2 separate regions of the Homo sapiens genome follow, and region 1 is linked to region 2. The links are chromatin loops, found by intact Hi-C in ENCODE. Cell type or tissue: IMR-90. All regions are shown on one strand. Each heading gives the region's core, and the rest is flanking DNA. Links, peaks and the distances in the headings are about the cores only.

What was found. Peaks named below come from ENCODE experiments on the same cell type or tissue, not always from the same donor. Only the 100,000 strongest peaks of a DNase experiment are listed, where the experiment ranks them.
Region 1: it touches region 2 in a loop (2.3-fold over the local background); 5 of 110 quality-filtered maps call a loop at or near these places.

The regions. Positions count from the first base shown.
Region 1 is chr12:76,442,587-76,447,980 of GRCh38, forward strand. The region is part of intron 4 of OSBPL8 (oxysterol binding protein like 8); the gene reads right to left. Among named protein-coding and RNA genes, the nearest start is that of BBS10, 97 kb to the left of the region's middle. In IMR-90, for the core only: no CTCF peak of the experiment used is centred there; a DNase peak (open chromatin) is centred at 2,175.
Region 2 is chr12:76,365,319-76,370,712 of GRCh38, forward strand. It overlaps OSBPL8 (oxysterol binding protein like 8), which reads right to left. Exons shown (of 24, transcript NM_020841.5): 20 at 4,319-4,504; 21 at 3,896-3,983. Among named protein-coding and RNA genes, the nearest start is that of BBS10, 20 kb to the left of the region's middle. In IMR-90, for the core only: no CTCF peak of the experiment used is centred there; no DNase peak of the experiment used is centred there.

The DNA of each region.
Region 1 (5,394 bases), core at 77-5,076, 77 kb after region 2:
AGCATTTTGGGGAGAAATTAAAGATAATGGAGGGGTGGGTCTAACTACAAGCCCTCTTTCAGGTAAAACAATTTTCCAAAATATAACATATTCAAGAACACATTTGTTATATGTGTACAGTCCCACATATGTTCATAATTGATACTAGAAATGTCTTAACAAGACAGGAGGAACTGCTTCAATTCATGGAGGAAAATGATTTCTAGGTCTTTCTTATCTGTGAACCACTTAAATGAAGGTACTCCATGTTAGTCACCTGAGATTATACCAGTAATGTGTAACGCTGTCACCCTGGGGAATCTGGTACAGTATCTTCACATCAGTAAATTGTATGAAAGAAAATCTCCTTTGAAGTTTTCTATGAAGTAGTGGATATTGACTTATCATATTTTTAGTGCTGCTAGAGCATTTAAAGTGAAGGGACTTTGCAGGTTTAAGAGAACGTACTAAGGGATAAGAGACACAAAACTAAAAACAGATATTTTAATTTGAGCCTAGCTAAACCAAGCATAGTCTGTTAATTTTGATAAAACTGATTAAGCAGGTTAAAGTTTTTGTTTTAAAAGTTTTAAAATTTTAAACATTTAAAAACTAGTTTGAAATGGACTCATTTGTAAGTTTTAGTAAAGCAATATTATATATTCTCTCACAAAGCACTATAATTGAAAGATGGTTTTTTAAAAATAAAAACATACAAAATAGCTTTTTACAACCAAGAATGAGAGTAGCTACAAGGTAAGTTATAGTATTTCATGAAGCTTTGATAATAATCTCAAACAGGACACAGAAGAATGTGTGTCATGTTTGCCTATTTGCCCATGAGATGAGCTATAATTTAGGCTCCAGGCTCCTTTGGCATTGTCCTTAGTTAAAAGCAGAGGAGGAAAGGGTGAACGCGAGCCTAATTAATCTACATTTCTGTCTTCTTTTTCATTTTTTTGAGACAGAGTCTTGCTCTGTCTCCCAGGCTGGAGTGCAGTGGCGCGATCTTGGCTCACTGCAACCTCTGCCTTCCAAGTTCAAGTGATTCTCCTGCCTCAGTCTCCCCAGTAGCTGGGACTATGGGCATGCACCATCATGCCTGGCTAATTTTAATATTTTTAGTAGAGATGGTTTCACCATGTTGGCCAGGCTGGTCTCAAATTCCTGACCCCAGGTTATCTGCCCCCCTTGGCCTCCCAAAGTTCTGCTATTATAGGCATGAGACACTGCACCCGGCCCTTACATATCTGTCTTTCTTAATAAACAATTGAAATATGTTCGGCTCAAATAAATCAAAACAAATACCATCCTCTTTAAGAGACTATAATTTTACTTAAGGTAAAATTATTTTAAAGTAAACTGATACTAAGCCTTTGAATAAGGAACACAATCTGGAAAATACATAATTTCTTGAATAATCTAATTCACCAAAATCTAAACATATAACAAACAAAAATGTATTTTGATGTGTGTGGGGTAAGGAGAGTCAGTCTCCCCAGCTCTTAAAAAAAATCCTAAAACAATAGAACAAAACCAGAGTGCAAAAAACTTTAGAACAGCTTTTAAAGAATGATGAGCTACATTAAGTTGGTATGAGTCAATATACATAACAGAGATTCAGCCAGAAACATGAATGAGAATAGATGAAATTCTTAAATTGATGGTAAGCAATCATTCATTTATTATGAATGTAATTTAAGGCATTTAACTCTCTTTACAACACTGCTTGAAGAAATCAAACATACCTATTATAATAACAATATAAAGCAGCATATTGTGAAATCCCCAAAGCAGTGATATAAGAATTTTGAAAACTGAGATAACAGTATCACCTAAGAAAGCCTTACAAAAGAGAACAGATTTAAACTACACCTTCTAGAATGAGAAGTATTTGGATAAGCAAGTAGAAAGGAGAAGCATATTCCACTATAGAAGACCAGCACAAATAAAAGTACAGTCTCACTGGGAAACAGTGAAGAAAGCTATCTAGCTGGGTCCACGATGATGAGAAACACAAGATGAAACTGGAAGAGTACAGTAAAATCAGACATACTAAGAACCTTGACTACCAAAGATATGGAAGCCTAAATTTATGCTCTCAATTGCTGGTTTCCACTTGCTGGTCCAGAAGTTGCTACATCAGACACACTTGGAGAGCTTTATAAACACATTATGTTACTGAGCCTCACCCTTAGAGATTCTGAAAGAGTGGAGTGAAATCTATATCTAAGCAAAGCTTCCAGGTGACTCAGATATAGCCAGATGTAGGTGCTACTGCTCTAAGCAACAGTAAGCCACTGCCTTTTTGAGAATGAGAGGGACATAAATGTAGCCATCTCATTAGTTTTTTTATAGTTAAAAGCTTTAATAATAAAAAGTGGTACTTTCACTTAAAATTTTATATTTCTCTTTTATTCATATTATTTCCCTCAGAGATCTACTTCATAGGATCCATGTGTTCTCTGGTAATACACACCTATAAGAACCCTGAACCCATCATAATCTCACCAAAGTATGTAAAAAATAATTTTCTGTTTGGTTGTTTTGTTAAGAAAGATGAACTGGTATGTTGGAGGGCAAGGTTCTAATAGCAGTTAGGAGGCTGTGGTACTACTCAGTAATGCAGGCATAAAATGATAGAGATCTAACCAAGATGGTAAAAGTAAGAATAAAAATCAAGAGATAAATCAGAGCCTTGACACTTTATAACTTCTAAAAGAAAACACAGAAAGTATCCTTTGCAACTTTAGAGTAGGCAAAACTTTCTTTAATAGGAAAAAAGTTTGAATCATAGGAAAAACTGATAAATTGGGCATCAATGAAATTAAAAACATCTGCTCTTAGAAAGAAAGCATTAAGAAAATAAGAAAGCATGCCAAGACTGGAAGAAAGTACTCTCAATACACATGGCTATCAAAATGATATTAAAATGTATTAAAGAACCTTTAAAACATAATAATACAAACAAGACAATTTTCAAATGGGCAAACATATGAAATGATACTTTGCAAAAAGAAGATGTAAAAGATGGCCAATGAGCATATGAGATGCTCAAACATCATCAGTAATGAGGGAAATGTAAACTGAAACCACAATATACCACTAAACACCTACTGGAATGACTAAAATAAAAAAGATCAAGGATGTAGAGCCACTGGACAGCTCACACACTGCCTAAGAGGAATGTAAGAACGGTCCAACTACTTTGGAAAATGGCTTGGCCATTTCTTATAAAGTGAAACAAACACTCACCACATGATTCAGCAATTGCACTCCTAGGTACTACCCCCCAAAAAATATATCTCCAAAGCATTGTATACATAATGGAATTCTATCAAAATACTCGACTCAAAGTTTGAAAAATTTGAACCTCCAAAAATATGACAAAATTGACTGGAACTTAAAAAGTCTGAGTTTAAGTTCAAATTTTAGCTCTACTACATACTATGTAGACTTGTAAACCTTACCAACTGCTCAGTTTCCTCATTTGTAAAATGGGGGGAATAATGATTTATATACCATAAAGTCCTCGTAAGAATTCCATGAGCTAAGGCATATAAAAGCCCTCAGAGACATGAGGACCTTTAAATGTTATGCACTATATTATCAATAAGCTTTTGGAACTCTAATTCTTTCCATTCAGAAGCTAAAATGCTGATCATGAGTACTTGAGATAAGGCAGATACATCAGAGGTTTTCTGGACATTGGTTTATCTCCTCCAGCAGTTAATCTTCACCATGACCAAAAGCTAACAGATAATCTTATTTCAAACAAACCTCCTACACATGAAAACTGTGATATGGAATTTCAGTGGATAAACCAGAGGAAGGTATTTTGCTTTACAAAAAGCCAATGACTTTTAAAGAAGTACATCTACTATGTAATTTACTCTAAAAATATTAATTTATTCATAAACTTACCTAGGAACATTTAAGTGCAAATAAAGATATGACTAACACCGTGGCTGCTTTAAATTAGAGGGTTATATATGGGCCATCCATACTAAAAGAAGTTCTAAATGAGCCTCTAAAAGATACTGAAGTATAGCAAAGCCTAAAATGTCAGCCTTCAACCCAAATGGAATCATTTTTTATTTAAAATACTGATGACAGTAATGATAATAATATTATTATATCAGCGATCATGTGTGGTTATCATCTACCAGGTGCTAGGCTTTATATACATATTAATTCATTTTAAACCTTAATAAAATCCTATGTGCTAAATACTATTATCTTCACTTTACCAATGACTGAAACACAATGAATATATTAAAATCCATGAGTTCCTCATGATATTAAAAAAACTTAAAAGGCAAAAAGAATTTGTCACCACTGGAAGTAGACTTCACATTACGCCTTCAATCAAAAAATTAATACTTTGCAGTAAACAAATACCCACACAGCCTACCTTTTCTGTAGGAACTAACTATATTTCACATTTACCAAGTAACCCTAAGTGATGATCTTGTCTTTAAAGATTTCATTAACACATATAACAAGAATGACAGAATTATAAAATCACTATTTTTCAACTCCTAATATTGTAACTGATTCAGTTAATGATCATCAAAGGATTCAAACATCTTTCAGTAAAAAGTTGATGGGGGACACGATTTTTGCAAGGTGCCAAATATATCATCTTTATCTTCACTTTCAAGTCATAAAGAATGAAAAGACGCAACTTTCAATGAAGAGAATCAGGCTATCCTCACCTAAATCTACCAATCTTGTATCACTAGCAGCAGGACAATCAGATATTAAGTGAATTCTTATGTGATGCAGCATGAAGTACTACACACTCCCTACAAAGTATTCTTGCCAAAAATGCTCTAGCTAGATATAATCGAGCCTTTGCATTTAACTTCTAGTTTACAGAAAATATAGAAGATACAGAAACAAATTAAGTAATACCGCAAAGATGTAATCAAACAATCTAAAAAAGTCAAACACTCTACAGGACACTGGCCTAGATCCATTTTTTTTTTTCCTGAGATGGAGTTTCACTCTTATTGCCCAGGCTGGAGTGCAATGGCGCGATCTCGGCTCACTGCAACCTCTGCCTCCCAGGTTCAAGTGATTCCCCTGCCTCAGCCTCTCAAATAGCTAGGATTACAGGTGCCCGCCACCAAGCCTGGCTAATTTTTTTGTATTTTTAAGTAGAGATGGGGTTTCACCATGTTGGCCAGGCTGGTCTCGAACTCCTGACCTCAGGTAATCCACCCGCCTTGGCCTCCCAAAGTGCTGGGATTACAGGCATGAGCCACTGCACCCGGTCAGCCAAGTTTCTTAAAACCGTCAAAGACACAAAAGAAAACAAAAGTAAACAAGGAGACTCTTTAGGATTAAGGACGTAATGACATAACCAAATAAGATGTATGGACTTTATTTGGTTTCAGCAAGCCTACTGTA
Region 2 (5,394 bases), core at 68-5,067:
TTTAGCAATGTTTTATAGTTTTCACTGTAGAAGTCTTCCAGCTTCTTGGTTAAATTTGTTCTTTTAGATGCTATTATTGAATTGCTTTCTTAATTTCAAGTGTTCACTGTTAGAAACACAACTGATTTTTGTGTGTTGATCTTATACCCTGCAATTTTTCTTAAGTTCATTAGCTCCAGTAGCTTTCTATGGATTCTTTGGGATTTTCTATATATAGGATAATGTCACCTGTTAATTAGAGATAGTTTTACTTGTTTCCAATTTTGATGACTTCTCTTTTTTTTCTTGCTCTGGCTAGAACTTCCAGTACAATGGTAAGTAGGAGTGGTGAAAGTGGGAATGTTTGTCTTGTTCCTGATGTTACGGGGAAGGTTTTCAACCTGTCACCACTGAATCTACTATTTGTGGGTTTTTCATAAATGCCCTTAATGATGTTGAGGAAGTCTCTTCTCTTCCTAGATTTATGAGGTCTTTCTTTTGTTTATGAAAGGGTGATGGATTTTGTCAAATGCCTTTTCTATGCCAATTGAAATGACCATGTGATTTTCCCCCCTCTTAATGTGATATATTACATTGATTTTCTTACGTGGAACCAACCTTGCATTTCTGGAATAAATTCCACTTGGTCATGGTGTATAATCTTTCTAATATGCTACTGAATTTTGTTTGCTAGTATTTTGTTAAGGATGTATGAATCTTATTTATAAAGGTTATTGTTTGTAACTTTATTTTCTTGTGATGTCTTTATCTGGCTTTGGCATTAGGGTAATGTTAGCCTCAGAGAATAAGTTAGGAAATGTTCCCATCTCTTCTATTTTTTAGAGTTTGAGAAGGATTTGTGCTTGTTCTTTAAAGTTTTGTAGAATTCACCAGTGCAGCCACCTGAACTTGAATTTTTCTTTGGAGGTTTTTGGTTACTGATTCAATCTCTTTATTGTTACAGCTCTATTGAGATTTTCTATTTCTTTTTGAGTCAGTTTATGTAATTTGTGAGTTTCTAGGGATTTGTTGGCATACAATTATTCATAGCATTCTCTCATAATCCTATTTCTTTATGATTGGTAGTAACATCCCCACTTTAATTTCTGATTTTAGTCATTTGTGTCTTCTTTCTTGCTTCCTTAGCCTAGCTGATGGTTTATCGATTTTGTTGATTTTTATCAAAGAGCAACTTTTGGTTTGGTTTCACAAATTCTATTTTTTTCCTACTCTCTATTTTGTTTATCTGTACTCTAATCTTCATTATTTTCTTCTTCTGCTAGCTTTGGGTTTAGTTTTTTCTTCTTTTTCCAGTTTCTCACGGAATGAAGTAAGGTTATTGATTTGAGATCTCTCTTAATGTAGATGTTCACAGATATATATTTTCCTTACCTTTGCTGCATCTCGTAAGTTTTGTTATACTATATATTTGTTTTCACTTGTCTAAGTATTATCTAATTTCCCTTGTGTTTTTCTTTGACCCATTGAGTTTGTTTTGTTTTGTTTTGTTTGTTTCTGAGACAAAGTCTCACTCTGTTGCCCAGGCTGGAGTGCAATGGTGTGATCTTGGCTCACTACAACCTCCGTCTCCCAGGTTCACATGATTCTCATGCCTCAACCAACTGAGTAGCTGGGATTTACTGAGACACGTCATATGGCATAACATATGGTCTATCCTGGAGAATGTTCCACGTACACTTGAGAAGAATGTGTATTCTTCCATGGTTGGGTGGATTGTTCTATGTGTCTGCTAGGTCAAGTTGGTTTACAGTGTGGTTCAAGTTAATCCCTTTCCTCCTTATTGATCTTCTATCTAGAGGTTCTACCCATTATTAAAAGTAGTTTACTGAATTCTTCATCTATTGTTATAGAGCTGTTTCTATCTTCCAATTCTGTCAGTTTGCTTTGTATATTTTGGGGCTTTGTTGATTGGTGTGTGTGTGTGTGTGTGTGTGTGTGTATGAATTGACCCTTTTATCAATACGCCATGTTCTTTTTGTCTCTTGTAACAATTTTTGACTTAAAGTCTATTTAGTCTGACAGTATAACCACCTCAGTTTTCCTTTGGTTACTATTGGCCACCTCATTTTTCCTTTGGTTACTATTTGCACATAATATTTTTTTCCAAACTTTCATTTTTCTCTATTTCTGCCTATGGATCTAAAGTGAATCTCTTGTACACAGCAAATAGTTGGGTCATGTTTATTTTAATCAATTTTTACAATCTGTCTTTTGCTCGGAGAGTTTAATCTATTTACATTTTAAAATAACTACTGATAAGAACTTACCTCTGATTTTGCTATTTTCTATACGTCATATACGTTTTTTGTTTCTTATTTACTCCATTACTGCCTGCTTTTGTGTTTGCTTCCTGTGTAAACTGTTTCAATTCCCTTCTCATTTTCTTTTGTGTGTATTTTTTTAGATATTTCATTTGTGGTTACTATGGGGATGACATTTACACCTACCTCTACAACAATCTAGTTTGAGTTGATACCAACTTAACTTCAGTAGTACATAAAAACTTTCCTCCTATACAGCTCCATCCTCTCTGCTTTTATGTTGTAATGAACTATATCTTTACACATTGTATGTCTGATAACAAAGATATGTAATTAAATTATTTTTCATTCATTTATTTTTTAAGTCCTGCAGGAAATAAAAAGTGGACTTACAAACTAAAATTACAATAGCACTAGCTTTTATATTTGTCCAACTATTTACTAAAAATCTTTATTTCTTCATACAGCTTTGAGTTTCATTTTATTACATATTTACCTTAGCATTTTTTTGTAGGGCAGGTCTAGTGGTAATGAACTCCCTCAGCTTTTATCTGGGAATGTCTTAATTTCTCCCCCATTTTCGAATGACAGTTTTGCCAGATACAGAATTCTTGATTGACAAGTTTTTGCTTCTACCACTTTAAATATGTCATCTCATTGCCTTCTGGCCCCCATGGTTTCTATAAGATATCGGTTGTTAATCCTATGGATGATCCCCAGTGTATGTGATAAGTTGTTTCTCTCTGCTGATTTTAAGACTCTCTTTGGCTTTTGACAGTTTGTTGTGGTGTGGGTCTCTCTGAGATCATCCTACTTGGAGTTTGTTGAGCTTCTTGAATTTGTAGATTTATATCTTCCACCAAATTTGGGGATTGGGGGGTCTTCTTTCCTTAAATATTCTTCATTCATTTTTCTGTCTTCTCTTTGTGGAACTCCCATAATGCAATGATAACCCACTTGATGGTGTCCCATGGGTCCTTTAGGCTCTGTTCACCTCACTTCATTCATTTTTCTTTCTCCTCCTCAGACTGGATAATTTTTATGGTCTTATCTCTAAGTTTCCTGATCCTGTCTTATGCTTGCTTATATCTGCTTTTGAATACCTCTAGTGAATTTTCATTTTTGTTATACTTTTCAGCTCCAGAATTTGTTTGGCTCCCTTGAATAATTTGTCTTTATTGATTTTCTCAGAGATGAGTGCCTGTGTAAGTCCTTCAGGTAGTATTCTGACAGGTTAGGACAGACATACACAATTGTGTATGAGGTCCACTCTGCTCCTTCTGGAACTAGGGACTTACACTGGCAACGCAGGGGCTCTTCAAGACTGCTACTGCACTGGGATGGACCTGGGGCAAGGGCAGGTAAAATGCCACAAAGCTTTCCTCTCTTTGCACTTTCTTGACCAGTGTTCACTTGGTTGCTGAACACCTCTGACTGTTTTCCAGAGTTCTGGCAAATTGAGTTGACAGTTTTTGCTTGTTTTCTGATGTTTCTTTGGGGTAAGAAGAGTTCAGAGCTGCGTATTTTGCTCACCCAAAATTTTAAATTTTGAAACCAAATTTTAGTTGGTTGCTATAGATACTAAAGATTTAACAGATTTATATACCTAGTGTACCTAGTTTTTTATTACATACCATTGGAGTACGATGTTTCACTTTGGTCTGAATAACACCATCTTTTTCAAACTGTATCATATCATTAAGTGGGTCCCATGGTCGGGTACTACATAAATGAAAAAAAAAAAAACCATTTGCTCAATGACTAAACAAAGAACTTTAAAACTTTCTATTCTATGATCCAATTTTATTAATAATTATATACATAGTTCTAATAATGAGATTTCCCCATACCTAATCTTCAGATCCTCAACTTATTTTATAGGCTAACTTCTATCATAGAGTCAAGCTTATAATGAATGCAAAACCAAGTTTAAAAATCTCACACTAATATACATGGTTTAATTAAATAAAAACTACTCCAGCAACAAATATTCTAGAAATAAAGGCAACAAACCATGCTAATACATTGTTTGAAATAAACTATTTTAAGTTACTTACTCTGCAAACTTGTAATGCCATTCTCCTGTGAGTGGATCAAGTTCAAATAATTTGCAAGACCACTCTTCATTTTTTGTTTTCCGATCCCTGGCAGCTTGTCTTTGAGCTTCTTCCAAAACATACTTCTCTTGGGTAGCTTCAGTTTGGTCTTTGGCATTTATGGCTCGAGTTACCCGTTGCCAGAGTCTAATACATGTGCGAAAATATTAAAAGTATTAAAAATGTAACAGAAAATAAAATCTATATAGAATAGGCCTCAAATCCCTTGTAGAGAAAATAATGCTCACATGAATTTCTGGCTTTGACAACACTTATGCTCATAGGCTTAGAAATGAGTCAAGATATAAATCCAGTCCCTTGAGTAGAGAGAGACCTGTTCATAAGTGGAGACTAATTTTTTTTACTTGGCAAGAGAAACTTACTACATAGACTCTTAAACTCATGATAGTAAGTGTTGAAGTGTTGCTGGCTCAAGATGATAGGATGTAATGAAGGTAAAGCTCAGGAATCTACGCTTTTAGCAAGCTTCCTAGATGCGTCTTACACTGTTTAAGATTCACTGGCTTCATAAAGATCCATTAATGTAATGCAGTGCTTCTGAAGTTTGGATCCATGAATTATCAGAGAATTTTTATAATCAGAATCTCTGGGGTCAGGCGCAAGTATTGATATATTTTTTAAATGTTTCCCCAAAATATTTTAATGTATTGCTAGTGTTGAGAACCACTGGTTTAACAGAAAAGACTACTGAGGTAAAATGATTTCCCCTACTAGTTCTTTCTTCTGTTAAATAAAAGTATATCTATATCCTACCCATCTAGAAAGGCAGCATGTTAAAACCAGAAAAGGCTTTGGGATCAGATAGACATGAGTCAAGTCCTAGAGCTGCCACTTCTTAGCTGGTGCACTTAAAGTTATTTATCCTAAGTCTCATTTCCTCATCTTCAAATATGCTGAATTATATACTCTCACAAATTATCATATGTATGCCTTGGCAAAGCTTATCTCTGGAAAAAGAACATCAAATGGTTATGGCTGAGACAGAATTTTTAGAACTGGTACATATACATTCTTCC